2 separate regions of the Mus musculus genome follow, and region 1 is linked to region 2. Evidence: chromatin loops called from intact Hi-C (ENCODE). Cell type or tissue: left cerebral cortex. All regions are shown on one strand. Each heading gives the region's core, and the rest is flanking DNA. Links, peaks and the distances in the headings are about the cores only.

The links. Hi-C counts contacts between places; a loop is a spot of excess contacts. Peaks named below come from ENCODE experiments on the same cell type or tissue, not always from the same donor. Only the 100,000 strongest peaks of a DNase experiment are listed, where the experiment ranks them.
Region 1: a loop joins it to region 2, with 7 times the contacts of the local background. A loop is called at or near these places in 26 of 42 quality-filtered maps.

Annotation. Positions count from the first base shown.
Region 1 is chr2:178,131,399-178,143,426 of GRCm38, forward strand. It overlaps Phactr3 (phosphatase and actin regulator 3), which reads left to right and starts at 10,535. Exons shown (of 13, transcript NM_028806.2): 1 at 10,535-11,101. The coding sequence starts at 10,987. In left cerebral cortex, for the core only: a CTCF peak has its summit at 6,346 (motif pointing right); a DNase peak (open chromatin) is centred at 6,334.
Region 2 is chr2:178,259,673-178,271,700 of GRCm38, forward strand. It overlaps Phactr3 (phosphatase and actin regulator 3), which reads left to right. Exons shown (of 13, transcript NM_028806.2): 3 at 506-583; 4 at 9,645-9,827. Among named protein-coding and RNA genes, the nearest start is that of Phactr3, 120 kb to the left of the region's middle. In left cerebral cortex, for the core only: a CTCF peak has its summit at 4,928 (motif pointing left); DNase peaks (open chromatin) are centred at 3,545, 4,906 and 5,982; H3K27ac peaks cover 3,987 bases.

The DNA of each region.
Region 1 (12,028 bases), core at 1,586-9,585, 130 kb before region 2:
GTGATGGAGCCTGTGGGACCATCCAGATCTGCTCCTGTCTTACAGTTCTGTGAACGTGACCTTGATTCCACCCGTCACAAGAGGGACTAGTTTAATAATGATGAGAAATCTGGAAACTGGGAATGGCAAGGAGAGAATTCTGTTCACATTGTGTGCAAGTGGATTAGAGCTGCCAATCTCATACCTGGAGGAGCCAACACTAAAACAACCCCCCCACCCCACACACACACCCAGGGTCAGAAGCCACACAGCAGCAGAGAACAACCTGGATGGTGATAGCCTATCTGCAGGGCTTTCTGTCTAGCTCAGGGCCTGCACGGAGAAAGCTGGCCATACTTAGCTGCATCTCTGGTACATCCCATCCACTGCACAACCACCATCTGCCTGCTCTGCACTGGTCTTCTGTCTGCCTCTTGGGCACTCTGCAGCTTGAGAATGCTTTAGTGAGGAAATGGATGGCCCATGCTGCCCTTGCTGGAGATTTTCTCAGGTGGCTCCTGATGTGAGGGTGCTGGGGTCCTTTGAGCATTTGAGGTACTGCCTTCCCCCAACTGCCACTCATTGCAGTACCATACCTCCCCCACCCCCTATCTTATACCTTCCCAGCTGTTCATATAGCCTGGTGTCATCGCCCCAAGCTAGGCCGCCATCTTGTCAGAACTCTCTCATTCCCACCCCCTCTGCTAGACACATGGCATGTTCTCTATGAACACTCCTTGAGTAAGTGGGCACAGATAACAATGAATGAAAAGCAAAGCTATCAACCCAAATAGGTCATCCTGTGAGCTCGGGGTCATGTGATCTTCAGGTCCCTGATGCTTGGATGACAGAGCTATCTATTACCTTCTCTGTCATCGCAGGATCTGAAGGGATTGGAGCCCAGCACACTCTGCTGACAACCTGAAGATCTGGTATTCTAAAATATATAAGTATCTTTTGGGCTGCCACATGTATACTCATGTTCCTCCAGCAGCAACTGCAAAGACCCAGGAGGCTTGTGGGCCCCCAAGACAGCAGCACAGAAAAGCAGGAGAATTTCTCTTGGACCCCAAGTTGCTGGACTAGAGGGGCAATGGTTGGTGCCCAGTGAGTGTCATCCCCTGTGACTGCCAAAAGCCACGGTAGCTGTTCATATGCCCAGAGTGGATGCTGTCAAATGCTCCTAGGTGGAGCTCTAAGTGATGGGCACCCATGTGAAGAGACATAACAGGCTTTGAAGCTGGCGACTGTGGGTCATGCTGGCAAGAATTGGTGAAGAGGCATGGCTGCTAACACAGGTTGCAGTGGGTTGAGTCCTGGAATTCTCATCTTTATGGCCAAAAGTCTGTGATGGACTTTTTAAAGTACCACCTATAAATTGAGTGCTCTGGGGAGGAAAAAGGGAGGGCAGGGGGAGAATAATTTATAGGCCCACTCAATGCTATGTGAGCCAGGACTTAGTAGAATGCTTAGCTGGTGTCTGTCATGGAGGGCTGGTGTAAATAGGTGTCCTGGTAAATAGTAGGCTGAGCTCTAGATTCCCCAAGCACGTAAACCTGGCAGTCATAACTGAGCACACACACTGAATAGAAAAGGGGCAGGTGCAGTGTGCGAGTGGCAAAGACCATTACTTAAGCATGAGCTGTGAGTGAGTCATGAGAGACCGGTGTGAGGTGAACACACCCATGTGACCGGAACAGGGACACACCTGGGTCCAAGAGGCTCCTTTGTGGTAGGCTCTGCATGGTCAGACCCTTGCAGTCCCATCTGAAGACCTCACCCTTCTCCTGTGCTGAGTCAGGAGACCTGTGGATTTGTCCTCTTGGTACCTTCTGGAAGAGTCTTATTCACACAGGTCCCTGATGCCAGGCCTCCTAGAACACTCCGGGTTTCTCTGTTCTCCGAGTGCTGCTTCTGACCCTGGCCTCCACACGGTACCACTGTCTACACCCCACTGACCTCCTCCAGAGTCATGAATCTGAGCCATTCAGGTTTAAATGGGAGCTGAAGCTTGCAGGTGACAGTTATATGACTCCTTACTTCTGAGTCCTTGGTGACAGGAGCTACCTCAGCCCCTGGTCATGGAAACCAGGCCTCTCACTGTCCTTAGAGAATGAATCCTCACACCCCTGTGCAGTGTCACTGCCTTTGATCTTCCTGTTGATGGCAACAGACAGGGACCAAGTCTTTATTCAGACCTGTGATGCCTATGTAGTTAGATTTCTCTTCACTCTTAGCAAACACTTAACAGGAGGAGGCCCCCCCCCCCCTTTGCCTGCAGGCTAATGAAGAACTTTCCACCATGGAGGGAAAAGCCCCACGTGGCAGCTGGGGCTCTGTGGTAGCAGAAGCCATGACAGGACTCATTAAATATATGGACAGATCAGGAAGCAAGAGTTAGACTGGAAGTAGGCCCAACCTATAATATTCAATACATCATCCAGGTAGGTCCCATGTCCGGAAGGTTCCACGGCCTTCAAATGTGATGCTGAGGACCAATTATTTAAATGAATGAGCCTATGGGGACATTTCACATCCAAGCCTTGACTCCCTAACCCACCCACGTCTGGCCAGTCTCACACCTATGTGGCTACGAAAGCCACTCATCCTAAGAACCTCGCAGTCTTAGATTGCTTAGTAAATACCGCGACCAAGAGCAACCTGGAGAAGGAAGGGTTTATTTCATCTTAAAGCTTACAGTCCACAAGGAAGGAACCTGGAGGTAGAACTGATACGGAGGCCACAGAGGAAGGCTGCTCACTGACTTGCTCCCCACGGCTTACTCAGTTTGCCATGTGACCACTCCAGGACTGCCTGGCCTAGGGTGTTTCTAACCACAGTGGGCTGGGCCCTTTTCCACCAGTCGTCAATCAAGAAAACACCCCACAGGCCAATCTGATGGAGGAGTTTTCTCAATTGTGGTTCCCTCTTCTCAGAGGACTCCAGCTTGTGTTGAGCTGACAAAACTCCAGCCAGCACCCTCCCTGTGAAAGTTAACCTTGACCGTCAAGTTCGTGAGAATCTAAACTCACCTAAGAGGCAAACCTCTGTGTGTGACATGAAGAGCTCTACACTGGGCAGAGGTAGGAGCACCTACGAGGTGGGAGCACCTACACAATGGAATGGGGTCCTGAACTATATCAAAAAGAGACGCAAGGAAGGAGCCTGAACATTCATCTGCTCCCCGACTGCAGCTATGATGTGAACAACTCCCTCCACTCCTGCCAGTGTGCCCTTCTACCAGGATGGACTGGACCCTTGGATTGTGAGCCAAAATACACCTACTGACCTACTTTCCTTTCTTCCTTCCCCTTTCTTCCTTCTTCCCTTCTTTCTTTCCTTCCTGACTTCTGTCTTTCCTTCCTTCCTGCCTGCCTTCCTTTCTTATCCTTCCTTCTTTCCTTCTTTCTTTCCTTCCCTACTTCCTTCCTTTTTTCTTTCCTTCTCCTTCCTTCTCTTTCCATTCTTCTTTTCTTCCTTTCTTCTTTCCTTCCTGCCTTCCTTCTTTCCAACCTTCTTTCCTTCCTCTTCCTGCCTACCTGCCTTTCCCTTCCTTCTACTTCCATCTCTTTCCTTCCTTCTTTGCTTCTTTTCTTCCTTCCTTTCTTCCCCTTCCTTCCTGCCTACCTGCCTTCCTTCCTTTCAGTACCCCCTCCCTCCCTTCTCTGCCTGCCTTCTGTTGCTCCTCCTAGACATCTGTCACAGCAGTGAAGCAAGGTAACCAATTCATTTCTTGACCTCTCCCAGCCTGATCCGCTACTCCCTCGGTTCCTGGTGCCTCCAGTGATGACATTGGCACTCTACTCTTTCATGCAGGCTAAGCCCACATCATCCTGTGACTAGCAGGCAGCAGGACAGGGTCTGGTGCAGAGCTGGTGTTTGATAGCTGTTTGATGACTGTGATGTGAGGCAGGGATAAGACAGACAATTTTGTGAAGTGGGTCAGTACCAGGGATGGGCTAGCAATGGGAGGGAAGAGATCTCTTGTGATCCCCATGAGATATGGGGCCTTCAGTAAGTCACAAGTTCTCACCAAACCTCAACTTTTGTTGTTTAGAAAACCATCAGTATTCCAACCCCAGAATTGCTTCCAGTCCCACAAGAAAGTGACGTACTTCTGCATAAAGCTGTTACATTGTCCAGCCAGCTTATCCTCCATTTTATCTAAGTCTGAGGTTCTCAGGGAATCTGAGCAACCCAGAAAGGTCTGTGTGAAGTAAGGAGCCCAGTGCTAGAGTCAGGACGTGGGCTCCAGTCTTCACCCAGGCCAGGCACTTCTTGCTGGGTCCCTAATTTTCCCTCACTGAGACCACAGGGCTGCTGCTTCAGGCCCAGTAAGCCATTAAGGGCAGGGAACAGGAGGTAACCAGGGCCACAGGGAATTCACATTGTGTGTTCTTCGTGGGACACTCTTCATTCATACCCCCATGCCTAGTTTTCTTCTGTTGGCAATTCTCACTGCAGGGAGATGAAAGATCCCAGCAGGTGCTCAGCTCTGTGAGGGCAGTGCAGAGAATGATCACGTGACCCATGACATAAACACATGAATGGCGGCAGCTACTCTCCATCTGTGTTCTTGGGGTCTTTTCCCATACTGGGCTAACCTGTTAGCCTTCTTTTACTAATGTTGGTCACAGATGCCTCCGTCCCTGCAGCTGATATACATTAGGGACAGAAAGAGCATATCAAAAGGCAGGAGTGGCACCACCCTGAACACACAGGATGATGTCAATGAGTCGTGTGTGCTGGTAAGGAGCCGCCTCCCCTCATCCACATACTGGGGTCAAAGAGCTTGTGGGAGCCAGCCTAAGGCCACACACACACATGTGAAAAATGCCAGAGCCCCATCTTGTGCTCAGATCTTCAACCCTGACTTACAGGATTTAACAGACAGACTAAAAGTGAGTGGGACCCTAAAGGGGCATCTATGGGAAGCCATGAGAAGCCTGCCTCAACGGGGAAGTGGTGACCAGGGAAGGGAAGGGCACTGCTTCAGTTTTCCTCACTCCCACCCATCCCTTTGACCTTTTTTTCTGCCCCCCTTTTCTTTCTGCTCCCCTCCCCGACAAGATTTCTCTGTGTAGCACTGGCTGTTCTGGAATTCGATCTGTAGACTAGGCTGGCTTTGAACTCAGAGATCAGCCTGGTTGTGCCTCTTGAGTCTGGGACTAAGGGTGTGTGCCACCATTGTTGGCTTTTTTTTTTTTTTAAGACAGGATTTCCCTTTTATAGCCCAGTCTGGTATGAAACTGACTATGAAATGCAGATGCAGGCTTACCTGAAACTAACAATTCCCCTGCCTCAACTTCCTAAGTGCTGGTATTACAGGTGTGTGCTATCTCTCATTGCTCAGGGATTTAAAAAAAAAAAAAACACATATTTATTTATTTATTTATTTATTTATTTATTTATTTAGTATGTTGTATCTGTGAGTATAGAAACATATCACATGCACTATGGAATTTAGAAGAGGGCATCAGATTCCCTGGAACTAGAGTTGCAGATGGTTGTAAGCCACCCATGTGGGTGCTGGGAACTGAACCCTCTCCTCCACAAGATCAGCAGCTGCTGCTGCTGTTGTTCTTGTAGTTGTTGTTGTTGTAGAGGAGTCGTCCTCCCCCTTCTCCCCCTGCTCCTCCTCCTCCTGCTGTTGCTCCTGCTGCTGCTCCTGCTCCTCCTCTCCTCTCCTCAGCAATTCATTTAATTTATTTTCTCCTCCTCCTTTTTGTGCTGACGAGGCTGGCCTTGAACTCAGAGATCTGCCTGCCTCTGTGTCTGAGTCCTGGGATTAAAGCTTGAGCCACAATGCCCAGGTCTTCAGCCAGCATTCTTAACCATTAAGCATTCTTAACTCTCTAACTTTTGGCTTGAGGAGGGGCTATATGGACACATATGTATGGTGTGTGTGCATGTGTGTGTGTGTGTGTGTGTGTGTGTGTGTGTGTGTGTGTGTGTGTGTGTGTTATGAGGGGGAACCTTGTGTACTGGAGGCCTAAGGCTGACATCTAGTGTCTGTCTTGGTCCATTTCCACCTTCTGCCTTGAGGCAGGGTCTCTCACTTGAACCCAGAGCTCACTGACTTGACTAGTCCATCTAGCCAGTTTGTTCAGGGGAGATCATCTATCTCTCCCTCCTTTGTGCTGAGAATACAGATTGCCCAACATGTGGGGAGCTGGGAATCAGAACTTCCTGTCCTCAAGGTGGAACCCACTGAATAATTTCCCCAGCCAGAAGATTTTGCTCTGGACACTACCTTGGGTAGTCTCACCAGCAGGGAACACAAGGTGGAGAGCTATAGGAAAAAGAGAACCAAGTTCAAAGCTGTCAGGCAAGCGTTGGGTGCAGTTTCTCCTCATGGCCAGCAGAGGGCAGAGCTGGCTGCTTGCTCATCCAGCTGACGAACTTGACTCAATGCTGAAATTTCCAAGTTCTGGGTATATTGACCTTTGTGCCTCTTAAGCTGGCCCTTGAGATTCAGCCAAAGACATCGATTGAGAAGTTCTTTTTAAGTATCTGAAGTTTGCTAGTTCTGTGTTTTCAAAAACAGTAAAGGTGAAGAGACATTGGTGGGGTCCTGATGTGTATCAACGTGCTGTCTTTTGCACTAAATGGGACTGGAACTAGGATGGCCTCTGATATCACATGGAGCTGGAATCCTCACTTCCAGGTCAGGGCCTGTGTGGCCAGACACTCCCATATGTATTCCTTTTCTTGTCTGGCTAATAGCACTGCTCACTGGATGCTAGTGCCTGAATGACAGGCACCAACAGGCAAACTTGACAGAAATCCCTGTGTAGTTACTGACACTACTGTAGCTAGTGTGCCCTGTGTAGCTGGTGACACTACTGTAGGTAGTGTGCCCTGTGTAGCTAGTGACAGACACTACTCCCCCACTCTGAAGGAATGGCTTGCATTATTATCTCTGTAGGGTGTCCAGATACTTAGCTCAAGGGAACAAGGAGCTGATAGGCACTCGTGTGAAAGAGATGCAGATCCCAGTGACCATCCATGTCCCTGCCTGGTAACAAGCCTGTGAGGGACCACAGCTCACTGCAGCATCCAGCATGGTTCTAAAGATGGACCCGACTGAGACAGAGGGGAAATGAAGACAAGACAAAGACAGACAGACAGAGGCCTGGGATCTGGAGGTCTGGGTTCTCGTCTACCGCAGCACCCGAGACACATGGCCTGTTTACTGTATAAAGTTGGCCATAGAGACAGGGTTACTATGTGTCTCTGGAGAAGGAGGCAGGATCTATGAGGTTGGATCAAGGAGGTGGGCTGCTAATCTGGGAGCACCAGGGTGTGGTGAAAGCTACGGTGGACATTTTCTGCACACACTGTCACCATCCACAATTGCACAAGAGGAGAGCCCGACATACATCTGTGCCTCGCCCCAGGGGAAGGAAGGCCTTGTCTTCCTCTGTGGGTTTGAGACTCTGTGGTCTTTAACATGGCCGTGTCCTTGTCAACAGCACATATTCACTCACAATGTCATGCACCCTACAGCTTACAGCCTGGCTGTGTATGTTCTCCAAGGGGGACAGGCCAGCCTGCAGAAGCTGTCTGCACAGAGTAGGTCATGTGACCCAGCACTGGGTTAGCACCCACCATTGGACCTTGAGTCACTCTACTGGCCAGCAGAGGCTGTGTTCAGTTTACAGTTGTAGAAATGCAGGCCTTGAGAGGGTCCCTCAGGCTTGAGAACGTTGGAGCAGAACAGGTCTGTCTTGCTGTGGGTTGTGCCTTCCTACCACCAAGCTTGATGGAGAACACCCCTGTGATACTTGGTCCCCCCTTCTCTGGACCTCCAGCTCACCTGTCACTGTTAGACTCGAGGTTCCCTTGGCCCCCCTACCAGTGTAGCATCATCAAACCATCAAAGCTGGCTTCCGTCTCTCATCCACACCTCTTCTATCTGCAGCTCGCCTGCCCACTGACTCTGACTCCCCCAGCCCAGCCTCAGCTTCTACCCCACAAATTTGACATCTTCTTATTCCACCTCCATGATCCCCCACCCCCATCCCATCAGCCTGTGCCTCCTCAACAGCAGCCAAAAGGTCCTTTGGAGATACACCTCTGCCTCTGGTTGCTTTGCTCCATTCTTGAACAAGAGGCAAACTCCAAAGAAGACAAGGGGTGATGGGGCTCACGGAACACCAAGCTGGGCCCTGCCAGGAGGGTACAGGACACCAGGCTGGGCCCTGCCTCTTTGCAGGAATGGTAGAAATCTGTGTTATCCTTCCAATGAGCTTTGTCCCGGATCTTCCCTTTACCTGGAGATACCTCCCATGGTCCTGATTGGCTGCTTTCTCATGCCTTTGTTCCCTGAACATCATTTCTTCTCACCAGGCCCACCCCTCCTCCAGGGAGGCCTCCCTCTCAGCCTCATGGCTTGTCTGTGAGTTATCCATAGAGTACTACCAAACCAACGCCAGGCCCCATTTGTTTACTATGCTTCTCTGGGAAATCGCAGGTGTAGCCACACAGACGGTGCTCAGGAAATCTTTGATAGACTGGCAGACACATCTATGAATCAGCACTCTCTGTAAGAATGTAGCCTGCTCGGACAATGTGGGAGTGAACTGGTCCTCCTGTGGGCTTTTCCTTATCTCTTCTGGGTTCACATACTGTGTGTCAGTGTGTGTGTGTGTGTGTGTGTGTGTGTGTGTGTGTGTGTGTGTGTGTGTTTCCAGATGCCCTGGGGCAGCCACATTGGTCCTCAGGGTTACTCTAAGTTGGGGAGAAACAGCTTTAGGTTTTCTAACCCAGGATACCGTTGTTCACTTGATTCTGAAGGGGGGACAGGTAGGCTGCCAGGTGAGAGCCTCAGCAGGTGAGAGGGGAAATCCAAGTGCTCTTCAGACCCAACATCAGCCTAACACCTCCATGCACATTTTAAAGGAAAAAAGAAAACTTTTCTAAAATAACTGGCGTACTACAAAGCTCACCCCTGTAGCATGTAGACGTCTGTGGATTTTTAGTGAATGTAGAGTCAGGAAACTGTTCCCACAGGCCAATTTTAGATTATCCTGAGTATCTGGGGTTACCTCAAGGAAACCGTGCACCCATTTGGCTATAATCTCCTTCCTGTTCTGCTCACTGCCCTGTCCTGGGCACCCACAAAGCCTCACTTTTATCCTTCAATGCCTCTTTGCAATGGGGTCAGAAGAGAGAGAACATCTCATGCTGTCTTCTCTCGTGCGTGTGTCTCCTGGCCTGCCACGATGCTTACATCTCACTCTTTTTCTTGGAGATAGGTTTTCACTGTCTAGCCCCTAGCTGGGGTGGCTCCAAAGTCATGAATTCCACCCCAGTCAGCCTCTGGAATGTGGGGATTACAGGTGGGAGCCACCATATGACACTAATCAGTTGACAGATGGCTGGTTTGCTTGTGTTTTTGGACCACCATGAAGGGTGGTCTCCTGCTCAGTCTTGAGGTGCATCTAGTTCATTTATTCCAGAGAGTTTATGGAAAGGAGGGAGGGAGGGAGGGAGGGAGGGAGGGAGGGAGGGAGGGAGGGAGGGAGGGAGGGAGGGAGGGAAAGAAGAGGAGATTGAGCTCCCACTCCAGATTACTGAGGCCGGGAACTTCTTGGACAGGGATCTGCACACCAACCAGGAAGCCACATCCTTACAATGTGTGTGCCAGCCAGGGTCTGAGAATGACCTAGTCTACAATTTAAGGCTCTCCTGCCTAGTGTGTGCCCAGTGATCAGAAAGAGTGGGTTTTCTATGCTGCTTTGAATTTTAGAACTTTATTTTGGAACTTGAGCCATCATCTGCCCAAGAGTGAAGTCTAAGCACTTTTCCTATTTCTTGCAGTATCCCCTGGGCATCTTCCAACCCAGCGAGGTGACACAGCAAGGTCCCCGACCCTTATAAGACTTTCCTTTCCTAGTTTTTCCCACTGCAGGGGAGAGGAGTTGCCAGCTCACCTCCAAGCTCCTCCTAGGAAAGGGAGAAAGGCTTCCTTAGGCAAGGGGGAGGGAACTTCCTTGCTGTTCCCTCTAGTCCTTGGTCCCCTCAGTTTCCTTAAAGGTGAAACTCCCTGACAGGCACCTATGCCTATGGGCTAAGGAATGGATAGAGGGGAAGAGAGTAGTGCCCCACAGGTCCTGACCAGGCACTTGATGCTGCCCCCTTTTCGTTGTGGATAGGTGAGCATAGGGAAGACCATGTCATAACCATCTCCAAGAGGAGGGCCAGGAAAACCAGCCGCCAGGATCTGCCTGGAGAGTGCCTTCAAGGGAGGCACCGCCCTCGCCTCAGGGCTCCTCCTTTCCTGTTGGTGGAGGGCGGGGTGGGAGGAAAGACTGGGGAGGGGGGAGAGGGCATGTGGCTGCTTTCTGTCCTAGAGCCCCAGGTATGGTGGTGGGCGGATCATAACCTACGATCCAGTCCATATGTCTCCCCGGCCTCTGACAGTCCAGGTATTTGAGACCCCTCCCCATCACCACTCATTCTCACTCCCAGCTTCGTGACGTCATGCTCCTCCCATGGCATGATGGGAGAATCCTAATGTTTTCCAACAGATGCTCCAAGAACAGCTTTCAGATTAAAGCAATTGCAAGAGCAAAGATTCTCCTTTTTCCCTTTTTTTCGGGGGGGTGGGGGGTGGGGTGGGGGGAGGGAGCACCCCCAGACATTCCTGGACATCTCCCCCAGCCCCAAGCACGCCATAAACACTGACAAGAAAAAGTTTTTATTTCCTGGTTCAACTTTTTTTTTTCCCCTGGAATATAAGCAGAAGAATGGGAATAAATACGAATAAATAACAAAGCGAGGCCGCGCAAGCCGGGATGCGCCTGGCTGCAGCCTGCAAGGCTTTTGTCTCCCCACCCTGAAGCCAGCCTGGCGTCCTCCTCCGTTCTTTTTCTTTCCTGGTCCCTTTTGCTTTTCCTTTTAAAAAAGACGCCCTCTCCAGCCCCCTCGCCGGTGACCTTGGCCGCCTAGGATGCTCTGATTCCGCATCTCCCTCCAACTTGCCCCTGCGTCGCCTTTCCCATGGCCGCATCCGAGGACGGCAGCAGCTGCCTTGTGTCGCGGGGCCGCTCGCAGAGTGACCCCAGCTTCCTCAGCGACTCCTCAGCCACCTCCACGGACGCCGGGGAGAACCCAGGTACTGGGCCCGGCGGGGGCGGCCAGGCGGGGTGGGGGAGACACGAGGCAGGTGGCATGGGGACCATGTCCCCACGCGCCACAGCTCCCCCCGCCCCCGCCTTTACTGGGGGGGACAGCGATCCGATTCAGGTGCCACGAGGGCCCGTGATTCCTGTCCCCAGCAAACAGGGCTGCCTCGGAGCCCTTTGTCCAGAGAGGAACCGCTTTGCTGGTAGAGCTAGGTATTCTGCAGTGTGCTCTGTTGGCTGGCTGCTGGTCTTTGAACCCCCAGTAGGGAGTGCCATGGTGGGCAGCTGACTGACCAGTGGAAGGGTCTTCGTGTCACCTCCGCCCAGGGCTGGTGCCTACTCTGCCCTCTGTCCAGGCCCTTCTATGGTCCTGTACAGGGTCCCCACCCGAAGGATCAGGGCAGCAGTACACTCCTGCAGCCACCGTGCCCAAGGCTGTCAATGGGCACCAGGACTCCAGCCAGGTCTGGCGCACCTGGGCGCGCCCGCCTCCCGGGACAGGTGTGCTGGACAGAGCTGCTGTGGGGAAATGAAGGGTGTGAGGCCAACGGGCATTGCCGGGGTTTCTTTCTGCTCTGTGTCCACTCTTCCACATTCAAGGCAATGTGGATTGTTTAGGTGATAAACAGGTCACAGAGGCATCTATGTGGCTTGATTGATGACTTTCCTTGGGACCAAGAAAGGCCTAATGAAGCAGGAGGGGGTGGGCTGTGTGCTCTGTCACCATGGAGACGCAGGAAGCAAAGTGATCATTAAAACCTTTCTCCACCAGAAGGCAATTTTCACTTCTGGGGAGAAGTCAGAGCTTCTGAAATGGATCTTTCAAAAAAAAAAAAAAAATCAGAGCTGGTGTGTGTGTCAAGTGGAGGGGCTCAGTTCTGTGTCTTCATGAGGTGCAATCCCTCTTAGTTGCTGTT
Region 2 (12,028 bases), core at 1,914-9,913:
GGCAGTCAGAAGAGTGTTAGCCAGAGTGCCTCTGGGGGTGGATCCTCTGAGTGCTGGTATTCTGTGTTGGCTGGAAGATGTTTCCTCAGGAGAGATGTGCTGATGGACAGTTGGTGAAAGCCCTTGTACTAGCAACAGAAGTGTACCCTGAGCTCTGGGGTGCAGTGAGGGCTCTTCCTCATCAGTCACAGAGGGCTAGATGTGACTATGATCTAGGATCCAGAGTCAAGGAAGGTATCATGAAAGTCCATTGCAGAAGTGATCTCTCAAACAGGGCCCTGAACTGGCTTTCCTTTGGCTGGAGTTTGGGATATCGCTTAGCAGACGGCTTAGGCAATAAACTTGAAATTGCAGCACCCCAGGCTCTGGCAGTGGACAGGTCCCCAGCCTCAGACATCTGCTGTCTCTCTGTCTCTTCCTGTTCACCCAAGCACACATGGCAGTGGTGTGGTGGGCCTACAGTGCTTTGGGCTGTGACTTAATTAGATGTTTCTGTGCCCTGCAGCGCTGGAGAAGAAGATGGCTGGCAGGCAAGGCCGGGAGGAACTCATCAAGCAGGGACTGCTGGAGATGATGGAGCAAGGTAAGGGGGTCCCTGGGAGGGTGGCAGACATAAGTGGGACTCAGGGCATAGAGGGCACTCACTGGAGTCCCAGGGGCCTCTGGGATATGGGTCCCATTGACTGGACTGGAGCCAGGGGACCATGACATGAGGCCCATGGTGAAGCCTGTCAAGTTTGATGTCTCCCAAACTCAGGAAATCTGTTAGAGGAAGGGAGGGGCATCCTGTATTCATGTGGGGCACTGTTCTCCAGGTCAGCCTTCAAGGGTGGACCAACGGCTTCAGTCAGGAGCTGAAGTAGCAGGGTACCCCCTCCTCCATGGCCATTTCTTTCACCAGGCCATTTCATTTCACCTTTCACCAGGGGACATGTGGAAGGAGCTCCTTGAACATCTTGTCTGTCTCTAAGTGGCAGCGGTGGCTTTTAATTTAAGTGCAAGTTTTCTTGACACTAACACATTAGATCCTCAATTTGAACAAATGGTGACTGCACCTATGAGGGTCCCGACATTTCTGACTGTCGGGCAGGGCGAGGCATTCTGCATCACTTACCTTTGCATGTCAATGTCACCCCCAGTTTGCAGACATGAATGTGGGATCCACCCACAGCTGTGGCACCCACGCGGATGCCCAGTGCAAACATGGATCCTCCCAGTGTTGGTCAAGCAGGTTTCATCCAGGCTGTGCTTTCAGGACTGTGTCTCTGTGCTCAGGTTGGTCAATGTCCACAGCACAGGCATTGGGGACCTCCACACTTAAGTCTAGCTTTCTCTCACCATGTTGAGGTCCCATCAGATCCTGACCCTTGCTTTATACTTTGTGGGTCTCTGCATCTATAAGTCTCGACTGATGTGAACAACTCACAATCCCTTTTTCTTCTAAAATCTCTCTGGGCTGAGCAAGCTCCCGCCTCCTTAGTGAGGAGATATACTCCGCTTGTGTGCATGCATCCAACTCCCGTCTCTCCTTTCACTGGTGTCTGTGATTTGGTCCAAGAACCAGGAGTTAGGATGGGAATCCATGAAATAAACAAGATCTGGCTGAAGCCCACAGCACCATTGTGGCCTAGCTCCTTAGGTTGCCTCCCTTCCTGAGTTTTGGAATATATTATTGTAATGATACTATGTTCAGGGGGCAATCAGCCATAGTGATTGGTTAATGCCTTCAGTGCTGTGTTCCACATAAAAGAAAGCCATGGCCTCATGGCCCAAGGCCTGTGGCCTGAAGATGTTGAAAGCTCCACTCTGACTCTCCTGGAGTTGGTGAACTGTCAATGCTGAGCAGAAATACGAAGTGGTTTTAATTTGGAATGGGTCCTCAAAGTATCCAGAGTTGTGTTTGTGCATTGTATGTGTCCTGCATAAGGATGCACATACACATGTATGCACATGCTCACATGTCAGAGGTTGGCTTTCAGTGTCTTGCTCACTCTCAACCTTTTATGAGACAAAGTCTCTCATGGATTCAGCTGGGCTGTTGGGCAGTAAGCTCCATAGATCTCCTCATCTCTGCCTTCCTGGTGCTCAGGTGACATGGCTCACCACCGTGCCCATCTCTTTGTGGGGATCTGTGCTTGGGTCTTTATGCTCACAGGGCAGGTTCTTTATTGACTGTTCTATCTTTATAGCCCCAGGTTATTCATTTAGTTCTTGGGTCAGGGAAATAAAAAGAACTGTATAGGGCTGAAGAGATGGCTCAGCTGTTAAAGGCTAGGTTCACAACCAAAATTATAAGAATTGTATACTTTTAAAATGTTATATTCAATGAATACGGGGGAAGTAAAGATGGACGTTTGATTTTGGCCAACAATAACGTTCTAGTTTGAATAGTGGGAAAGGAAAACTTCTAGGAGGAATGCCATGAGCCTCACTAAACTCCATTTGTGTCAGATGGGTAAACTCGGACCAGAGCCCTTTGAGAGTGTTCAGCTACAGCCAGGCCAGTGGGACTGAGGTGGAGTGTCTTCAAAGCCACACCACAGGCCTACCAGCTTATAGATACAGTTAGGAGGAAGCCAGCTAAGCTTGTCAGGAGAAAGATAGTAAATATTTTAGGGTTTGGGGTTATAATTGTCTTTCATTACTATAATGAAATACCAGAGGCAGGATAGCTTTATAAAGAAAAGAGGTCTGTTTAGCTCCCAGTTTGGAGATTCAAGGGTGTGGTTCCAGAATGCTCACTTCTGACAGTGATCTTTGCTATGGATCAGAAATGAGATGACTCTGCAGAGTCAGGCGTCTGAACACAGAGTTAAGGCGGGAGGGGCTTAGACAGTAGGTAATATGCTAGAATGTGGTTCACTGAGGTGAGGGCCCTGACTTTTATAGCTCAGCCCTGCTTCTAGCCAGGTTTCTCTGTTTGCTGACTGTCAAAGGTGGAAGCAAGCCATGTCAAGCCTCCAGAGCAGCCAGCACACAGTGCTGCCTTTCTTAGCATGAAGAATGGTAACTCAGATCACCTGTCCCCATAACGAGTTTCTTGTTGGGTTAGATTTGGTTATGGGGATTAGCTGCTAAGACAGCCTTCTTGCTGTCAGAGTGCCAAAGCAGCATACATTTGTGAGCTGATGTTAAGTGCCTAAAACTGTGCATGAGAGCTATCCGCCTCAGTCTCAGGGTCTCTCTAACTCTAGGTTCTAGTCTCAGGACCTCACAGAACCAACCACTTCCCAGTCACCTGACTATTGGGTTAAGTTTCTAAATGCCATTAACCTATGACTTTAGGACTTAAATTTCTGCCAGTGTTGTGAGGGCCGGTTGGTCACAGCGGGGCAAACAGTCTGCTGTGGTCACCCACCCCTGCTCAACTGAGGCAGAAACAGCCACAGGAAAACACACACTGAGCAGGCACGACTGTGTGCCAAGAAGCTTCATTTATGAGTGTGAAGATTTGAATTTTCAATCTTTTTCATGAATCACGAACAATTATCTTTCTTTTGGTTTCCTTCCCAACCATTTAAAGATATGAGATCCATTCTTAGTTCAGGGACATGGAAACAGGTGGAAGGCTGGCTTGGGCCCAGCCCGCCTCCCACACACCACCCTTTCAATCTTGCAGAGGGAATGGGCCAGGAACCAGAGTGGCCCAAAGCAGTCTTCATTCTAGATAGATGAACATTCAGATGTTAACCGATGCTGCCAGTGATTATGGACTGCCCACTACATACCAAGGTCTGTATTAGCTGACAGCCATACTAGCTACTGAGACATGGTCCCATCCCCTAACACAGAGGGACACAGGCATCAGGGGCCCTACAAATACAAGTCATAGCAACTGAATCAAGGAAGGTATAGAAGGACACACATGGGGCACTTGGAGGCCATGTCATGGGGGTTGAGGGACAGGAGATCTGAGAGATGTTGCTTATGAGTTAGGAGCCCAGGTTGGTTTTGCATTTGGTTGCACAGAAGTACATGAAAGCTAATTTTGTTCCACACTGAACATGGAATCTAGGAGAAGACTCCTGTGTGCAGGCTAGTGCTCTGTGCCTCCCTGGGCCCTTTCAGGAGTCCTTTGCTATCAGGAGTGCTTAAATTAAGCACTCTAGGGGCCACACATTGATAAGCCTTCCCAGCCAACTCTAGCTTTTTACAGAGAAGAAGGTAGGGAAGTGCCTGGTCCTGGATGTTGGAGACAGAGTCACTAGCAGCTCCAGGAGAAGTGAGTACCAGGCCCCAGGATGCAGGGGTTCAGGGAAGGGACCAGAAGACAAAGGGCTGAAGGGCAGCAAGGGAGACAAGGGGCTTGGATGCAAATGTCCCTTCTTCCCTCTTGCACATATGCATGCGCCAGGGGTGGGCTGACAGGGACATGGCCAGGCTGTCCCAGGGAGAGGGCCTGGGGATGTTCAGGGAACTGGTCCTTGTCTGAGAGCAAAGCCAAGTGTCTCAGGCAGCAAGGACAAGAACCACAGGTTTAGCTTTGGAGGCAGGGCACCTTTTCCCCAGGACTCCCATGGGGCGGAGTCTTTTGCTTTGTTTTAAATACACAACATGAAATACATGTAAAGGCTGGGTGCAGAGCACTGGGTGAAGTGCTGACCCTTCCAAAGGAGCCAAGTTCCTTGGGGCCAGGAGCACAGGAGGCCTTTTTGCCTGGATTGGACTTGGCATGGCAAGTCCCCCAGGATTCTCATGGCAGCAGGAAACTGCTGCACCTTTCCAGATTAGGAGCTCAGGAGCCCTGCAGGGGTCAGTGTGAGACAGACTACTGGGAGATCACAGCGCCTCCTCTTTTCCCCGTGGTGGCTGTGGGTGTGGGAATAGGTGTGTGGGGACAGCTTTTCTGGCTGTGGGTTATGGATTCTTCTGGCTCAGCTCTGCCTTCTCCCAGGCGAGTAGGAGCAATATGCAGCCGTGGGTGCCCCCTTGTGGTCGACTGCCCTCATGGAGCCTGTCTCACTGAGGCCAAACTTCATAGCCAGGCAGTTCAGGAGGTACTGAGAGGGAGGGAAGACCTGACCATGGACAGGACGTCCCCAGACATGCCCAGAAGCCTTAGTAGACACAAGAGCTCGCTGCCCAGCAATGAAATCTGCCTGCTGTCTTCTCGGAAAGTCGTGCACCTCACGCTCACGCCTGCAAGTGACTGCAAGTGAACACGTGCTCACATGCTCCCTGGAGCTTGCCTCAGAACATGGCTGGTAGGAAAGATCCTGCAGGTGGCCAGGAGTGTCAGCTCTGCACCAAGGTTAACAAATGCACATCACGAGTCCCCTGGTCCTTGTCCCTTACATCTCCACCATGCTGCTAGTGTGCTGGGCTGCATAGTAACCCCTTACATGGGCTGGTAGTATGCTGGGACCTTGTTTGTGGCACTGTCAGACAGCTGCTATGAGGAGAGGTGACCTTTTCCCACTCTGCCTCCCCGATGTCTGGGACTGTCTCCAACCCACCTCCTTGATTAGGAACAGGGTCTTGCCCGTTTCTAGTGCTGACAATACTCATTCCTTGAACGGCTTCCTTCCCTTACTCTGCAACCCATCGACTTGATGTTTTCTTCGATGACCTAAGGACTGTCCTATCCTGATGGCACTGGGTGTTTTATAAGATGCGTCTTACATTAGTGCTGTGCTCATCGACATGGGTATCACGAGGCTTTCAGGGGAGTGGAACCCTGGAAAAGTCTGCCTGGTTTCTGTGTGTTTGCATGCATACTACCTGGCATGCACACATGTGCTCCCACTGTGAACATGCATATGCGTGTTTCTGTGCATGTCTGTGTCAGGTCCCTTTCATAGAAGTTCATGTATAAAGCATGCACATCTCTGTGTTTCCCCCTGCAGCTCTGAGAGGAGATGAGCAATGATGGAGACAAAGGTTGGCCAGAGGAGGCAGCTGACCCAGTGACAGAGGAAGGGGCAGGAGCCCCACCTCCACACTGCCCTGGCTCCACCCAGCGTTTCTTAGCAACAGGCCCTGCCACCAGGACTATTTTGGGAACTGTAGCTTCTTACTGAGTGTGATTCTGGGCAGGAGCTCTGTGCATAGCCCAGAACAGGACCACTGGACTGCCGAGCTGCAGGCACTGATACAGGCAATGCAGTCCTGCAGTGGTAGATGGGACTGGGGGTCCCTGGGCCTTTCAGGGGCAGCTTTGTTATAGTGATGATGATGAGGTATGGCTGTAAATCACAGCAGACATGGGCCCTTTCTCAGGCTTGAGTCCACTTCAGCAGTGAACAGCTATCCCTGTCCCCACCCCACAGGGCAGTGAGGGGCTCGGAGTGACAGGATCCACCTCACGTTCACCTGTCTCAGGTGCAGCACCCACCCTGGTGGTGGTAACAGAATCTCTGACAAGTCAGGTTCATCAACCTGTTCTCAGTTAGGCTAATTAAAGAGACAGGTTAATAGAGAAAACCAGGTTTATTCAGTGGGGAGAACAGAAATGCCCAGTGGGTCCTCAAGTCCTAAAGTGAGATTTAGGTTTAAACAAAAGGCAGGAGGTGTACAGCAAAGCCATCAGGGTGTGGCTGCAACGGCCATTATTCTCTCTCCAGCAAGGTGGTCTAACAAGCTGCTGCCCCTGCAGCTGGCACAGACTTCAGCCATCTCCTCCTCCCAGTATGTGATTCTTGGGGGAATTCTTATTCCTTAGGGAGCATTGTCAGCCAAATGGAGGGACAAGAGTGTCTCTTTCAAATCTCCAGTCCTGATTGGATAGTGACTACAGATCTGGCCCTCCTGTCTGTCTGTACAACTGTCTCACTGAGTAGCTGCAGTGACAGCACATGGGCACTCTGTGGGATGTCTGTACATATATACACGTTTATGCACACATACATACACAGGAGCACACACACTGCATCCTGCCTTGTTACCACATAGAAACTAGTCGGACTTAATCAGTGTTCAGATTCCAGAGAGCCTCATGATGCCCCCTTCATGGTGATCAGCATCATGTCATGTGATCTCTCAAGGGTAGTGACATTTTCACACTGCCTGAGGGAACCTGGCAACAGCGACTGTCACAGAGGTGTGTCAATAACCAGCAAGCCAGTCACAGGGAACTAAAAACACAGTCTTGAGCTTGGTGACATCTGATTCTATGTCCTTGGCTGTTCTGGGTTTGTCTCTGGCCCAAGGATAGCTTGACAGTGAGAGCCAGAAGCCGAATGTGGTCCAGAGCCCGCTTCCCTTTGGTCCTGGGGTTCTGTAAAGCCACCGGAAAGAGCAGGCCATGTGTTCAGCAGTGCTTGGTCACTGTGTGATGGCAGTGCATAGTCACTGTGTAGACCAGCAGTGTGTGGTACTGTGTAGACCAGCAGTGTGTGATACTGTCTGGCCCAGCAGTGTGTGATACTGTGTGGACCAGCAGTGTGTGGTCACCGTGTAGACCAGCAGTGTATGTACTGTGTGGACCAGCAGGGTATTGTCACTCTGGAATTTATGTTGCTGGGTCTGCCTCTAGAAGAGGCAACTAGACTTGCCAGAACTTCAGGGCAGGGGTTGTGGCCCAAAGAGGAGCTCACCCCAGGCATAGATATTGAGACCTCTGGTGAGACTAGCCTTTCAGCAATTCCCCTATGGAGGTGGAAGTACCTTGATGGGAGATCGTGAGCAAGAAGTCAATTTCAGATCTTCTGAGAGATGACAGAAAGCGGTAGATCAGGCAGGAAGCCTGGGCTTGGTCCTGGGCCTACAAGAACCCTCAGGGAGAGAGAACAGTGCTGTCTTGAGGCTACTGTTGACATAAGGATGAGGCCAGTTGTTTGGCTTTCTCTTCACAAACCACACCGGCAGCAAGGAGACCTGGCACCTGCAGCTCACTTACCTTAGAGTACAGCATATTTCTTACTACAGAAAGGCAAGAAAGCCTGCAGTAACACTAGTCCCACATTGTAGACAAGAAAACTAAGGTTCTGATAGGTAGCAGTGGGATGTGTGTTAGAAACATGGTGAGCTTCTGTCCCGGTATGGGGATCAAGTGAACAGTCTTGGGGACCCCAGTGCAGTAGGTGGGTGGCTAGATTGGCTAGCAAAAGGGGGTTTTGACCTTTAAATAATTGATCTTCTACTCCTGTGGAGAAGCACATGGGAGGCTACAGCCAGGACAGCACCCTGTGTGTCCAGGGCTAAGAAATCTCTGCAGACCACACTGCACACTCTATCCTGTCTCCGTAAGTCAGGGACCAAGAGCTTCATGTGGGAGAACGTGTGAGTGCCCTCCATCAGAGCGGACTCGGCATCTCAGAAGGGACATTCTGATCAGCTTCCCTGGAGCTAGCTATGTGGCTGAGAAGTGATTTTGTTACTAGGCACGAGGGGCCCAAGAACCTACTGCCTCGGCTTCCCTGTATTCCAGAAGAAATTAGGTGACAGATATTGGCAAAGGGAGACTGGTATATTTAGGTGAGGAGATAGCTCAGTTGGTAAAGAGCTAGGCGTGGCTGCCATCCCTTGAGCCCAGCACAGGGGAGGAAAGGCTGGCTGGTCAGCCCAAGCTGTCAGGTACGTTTCAGCCTTATAGTTTGGCCCAAACTGGGAGGCAGGAAGTTTTTCATCCTCTCTGCTATTCCTGTATCTGTGCCATAATTTTATAGGAAAGATGAAATGGAGGCAGGAACCACGCATGAGGTGACTTACCTGTGAGATAAACCACCAAAACAAGGTTCTCTCCTCCCTGGGAAGTGAACCTGTCTGCTACCATGGCTTTGGCCTTTCCCTCCCAGCCTGGTTTCCTAGGAAATGTTTACTCCTATAGGTCCAATTGTGTTAGGGTCCCTGTTTCAATTCTGGCCCTCAAAAGGTTGGGCTCTCCTAAGAGCAACAAGTCAGGCACCGACCCTCAGATGCCTCAGCAGCTGAGCCTCAGGAGAAGGGTCTGGGCTTTCCTGAAGCCTCATGAAAGGCTGCAAGTCCCTCATCCTGGCAAGGCTGCTATGCAAATTCTCACACGGCTTCGCTCCATCCTTTGATCCTTATTGGGTTTCATTTGCTCTCCCATAAGCCATCTCCGAAGTCTTTAGAGTATTCGCCGTCTGGGTCAAAGGGCAGCATCTGTCTTCATAGATTCTAGACACATAGGTGACTGACAGTCACTGGTGACACAGAGATGAATGGCTGCAGCCACCCACCTACTGCACTGGGGTCCCCAATGCAATGTCGCTATGTAACAACCCTAGCACCTCGGGGTACCTGCACTGAACATCTGTTACCACGTGTCAGATGGTCCAGGTCCAGCTGTTGAGGCCTGTTGTTAGAAGGGAACAAGTGGGGGCAGAGAGAATTTTGAAGGTACTTCTTCACCAAGTCCATGAGTCTTATGGATCGGATAAGCCCCAAGGAGGATGCAGAGCTGGGCAGGGCTACCATACAGGTCTGTGGTAAAGGAGTGAGAGTTGGTGGGGGAATCACCTATCTCCCACAGGTGTGAGAGTCCAGGGATACATGGGAGGAATGGACCCATGACATGTAGGGTACCAGGCTCCTCTGGAAACACAGCTTAGAGAGAGGGACTCCAGCAGAGCATAGGAAACCACATTAAGCCATCCATGACACCCTTTGTAGGAAGGGCCTCTTGCATGAAAGAAGAGCATGGAAGGAGGCAGAGTCTGGCTGATGGCTGAATTTCTTTGCAGATTCTGAAAATAAGGCATGCAGTCCCAAGGAAGGCTCCCAACCTGTGCAGAGTGAGCCGCCCGCTGGCGAGCAGGAGACGCTGACCTCGGAGGGCGCCCAGCCCGGAAGCCCCTCGGCCAGTGGAACAGATCAGGTGTCCCAGGATGAGCTTCTGTCCTCCGATGCTCATCTGGATGATACAGGTACCAGATGGAGACCCAGTGGCCTGAGCACTCCCCACCAAGGGCTTGGCCAGTCGCTCCGCTGTCAAGACTGCTGTATCTTAGTTCTGCCTTCTTCAGTCTCATGGCTGGTAGACCTAAATTGTTCCTGGGTGGAGGAGGAGTGAGGGATCTAAAAGAGCCATGATGATCTCTTGCCACATCCCCCCTGAAGTCAAACAAATGCACATATGCCAAATGGCTGTGCCCTGGGGCAGTGCCCTAATCCTGACGCAGATGAGATCTTCCCTTGAGTGATGCTAGAGAGGGTGTGTATGATGGGAGAGCCATGCTGTGCTGTGCTGTGCTCTGAGTGAGGCTCCTCTGTGGCTTGGCCGTTGGGGTCCTCTGTTACATGGGAGAAGTTATAGGGAGAAGTCAGGGTTTTCTGGAGCACATAGGAACTTGGTACCATGTTCGCAAGTAGTCAGTGTTGGAGGAGTGGGAGCTGGGCTGGTGTTTGTTTTAACAGAGTAGACAGGACGCTTGGCGACAAGAAGCAAAGCACACCAGAGCTCAGGCCTCACTCTCCTCCCTGACCAAGTGGCACTTTAAGCCACCTTCTGAGAGAGACCTCCCTGGGAGTCTGTTCTCTCATCTATTCTATGCCTACACCCATGCTGCACCGTATGGGGACTGGATCTTGAACCTCACATCCCTCCGGTGTTCTTGGGAGCCCAGGCTGTGGTATGAACACTCTGAGCTTTTGCTCCAGGTCCTGTGAGTGTCTGTTCCCTGACCCGTCTCTCTCCAAGCCAGAGCCACTGGTGCTCTTTGCCAGCTGTCTGTCCTCAACCTCCCTTCAGTATTAGCAGCGGCATGTGGTGTGTGCTCTTCCTCTTGCATGGCTGTTCCTCTCAGTCTCACTTGGCTTGGGGACAGAGTGGGGATCTGGAGTCTGAGGAGTTACGGACCCAGAGAGGAAGAGCCCCAGCTGTCTCACCTTGAGTCCCAGGCAGCTGACCTCAGAAGGCTGTGGTTGGTAAGCCAACTGTAAGCCAGCCTCAATTAAATGTTGTCCTTATAAGAGTTGCCTTGGTCGTGGTGTCTGTTCACAGCAGTAGAGCCCTAAGACACTGGGTTTCAGAGCCAAGGCAGGACAGGTCCTAGGAGAGTGATAGAAGCCTGCTCTGGGAGGGAACATCACACAGAGCAATGGAGGATAGGGTTGGCAAGTCCCTTTCGTGAGGACACAGTGAATGCTGTCACAGCAGGGGTCAGGACATCTTACCAAGACACTTTTCAAAGTCCTTCTGCCACAAACCAGCCATGTCTATGTTAGTGAAAGGCTCAGCACTGTTAGAGATTGCTTCCTGAAACTACCCACAGCCTGGGCTGCTGCCCTTCGCCATCCTAGAAGCAGAAGAGACTAGGGAGCTGAATATGGTAAAATGCAGCCCATGTTGGGCTAGGAGAGAGATAGGAGGCTGGCAGCTGACACGATTCCCAGGACCTTGGCAACCCAACCCAAGGCCAGCAGGAAGCCCAGCAAAGAGTGACAAGGGACATAGCTGGCAACTACTGATCTCTGGGCTGTGGTCAGTCAGACACCTGGCTCATGTGTGGGTCTGAGGGATGTAGGTGTCTCCTTTCCTTGGCTGAGCAGATGTAGGTTCCTCATGTGGGTCCTGAGTCCTACCTTGGGGATGTGAGAGACTTGACTGTGGATGTGGACAGGTAGAAAGCATCACCACAGGCTGTGTTCATTCTCAGAAGTTAGCACCAATGGCATATGGACCTTTTACCCTGGGTCTTGAGAGTTTTCCATTTTTCCTGTCTTTTTCCATGTGTGTGTGTGGGGGGGTGGTGGTATGTTTGTATGTGTGTACGTGTGTGGTATGTGTATATGTGTGGTATGTTTGTGTGGTGGGGTGTGTTTGTATATGTGTATTGTGTGTTTACTGTGTGTGGTGTGTTTGCATGTGTGTGTGCGTGTTTGTATGTTTGCATGCATGTGTGTTTATGTGCATGTGTAGTGTGTGTTTATGTGTGTTGTGTTTGTGTCTGTGTAGTGTATATATGTATGTGTAGTATGTCTGTGTGTGTATGTGCATATGGTGTGTTTGTATGTGTCTTAGTCAGAGTTTCTATTCCTGCACAAACATCATGACCAAGAAGCAAGTTGGGGAGGAAAGGGTTTATTCGGCTTACACTTCCATACTGCTTTCATCACCAAGGAAGTC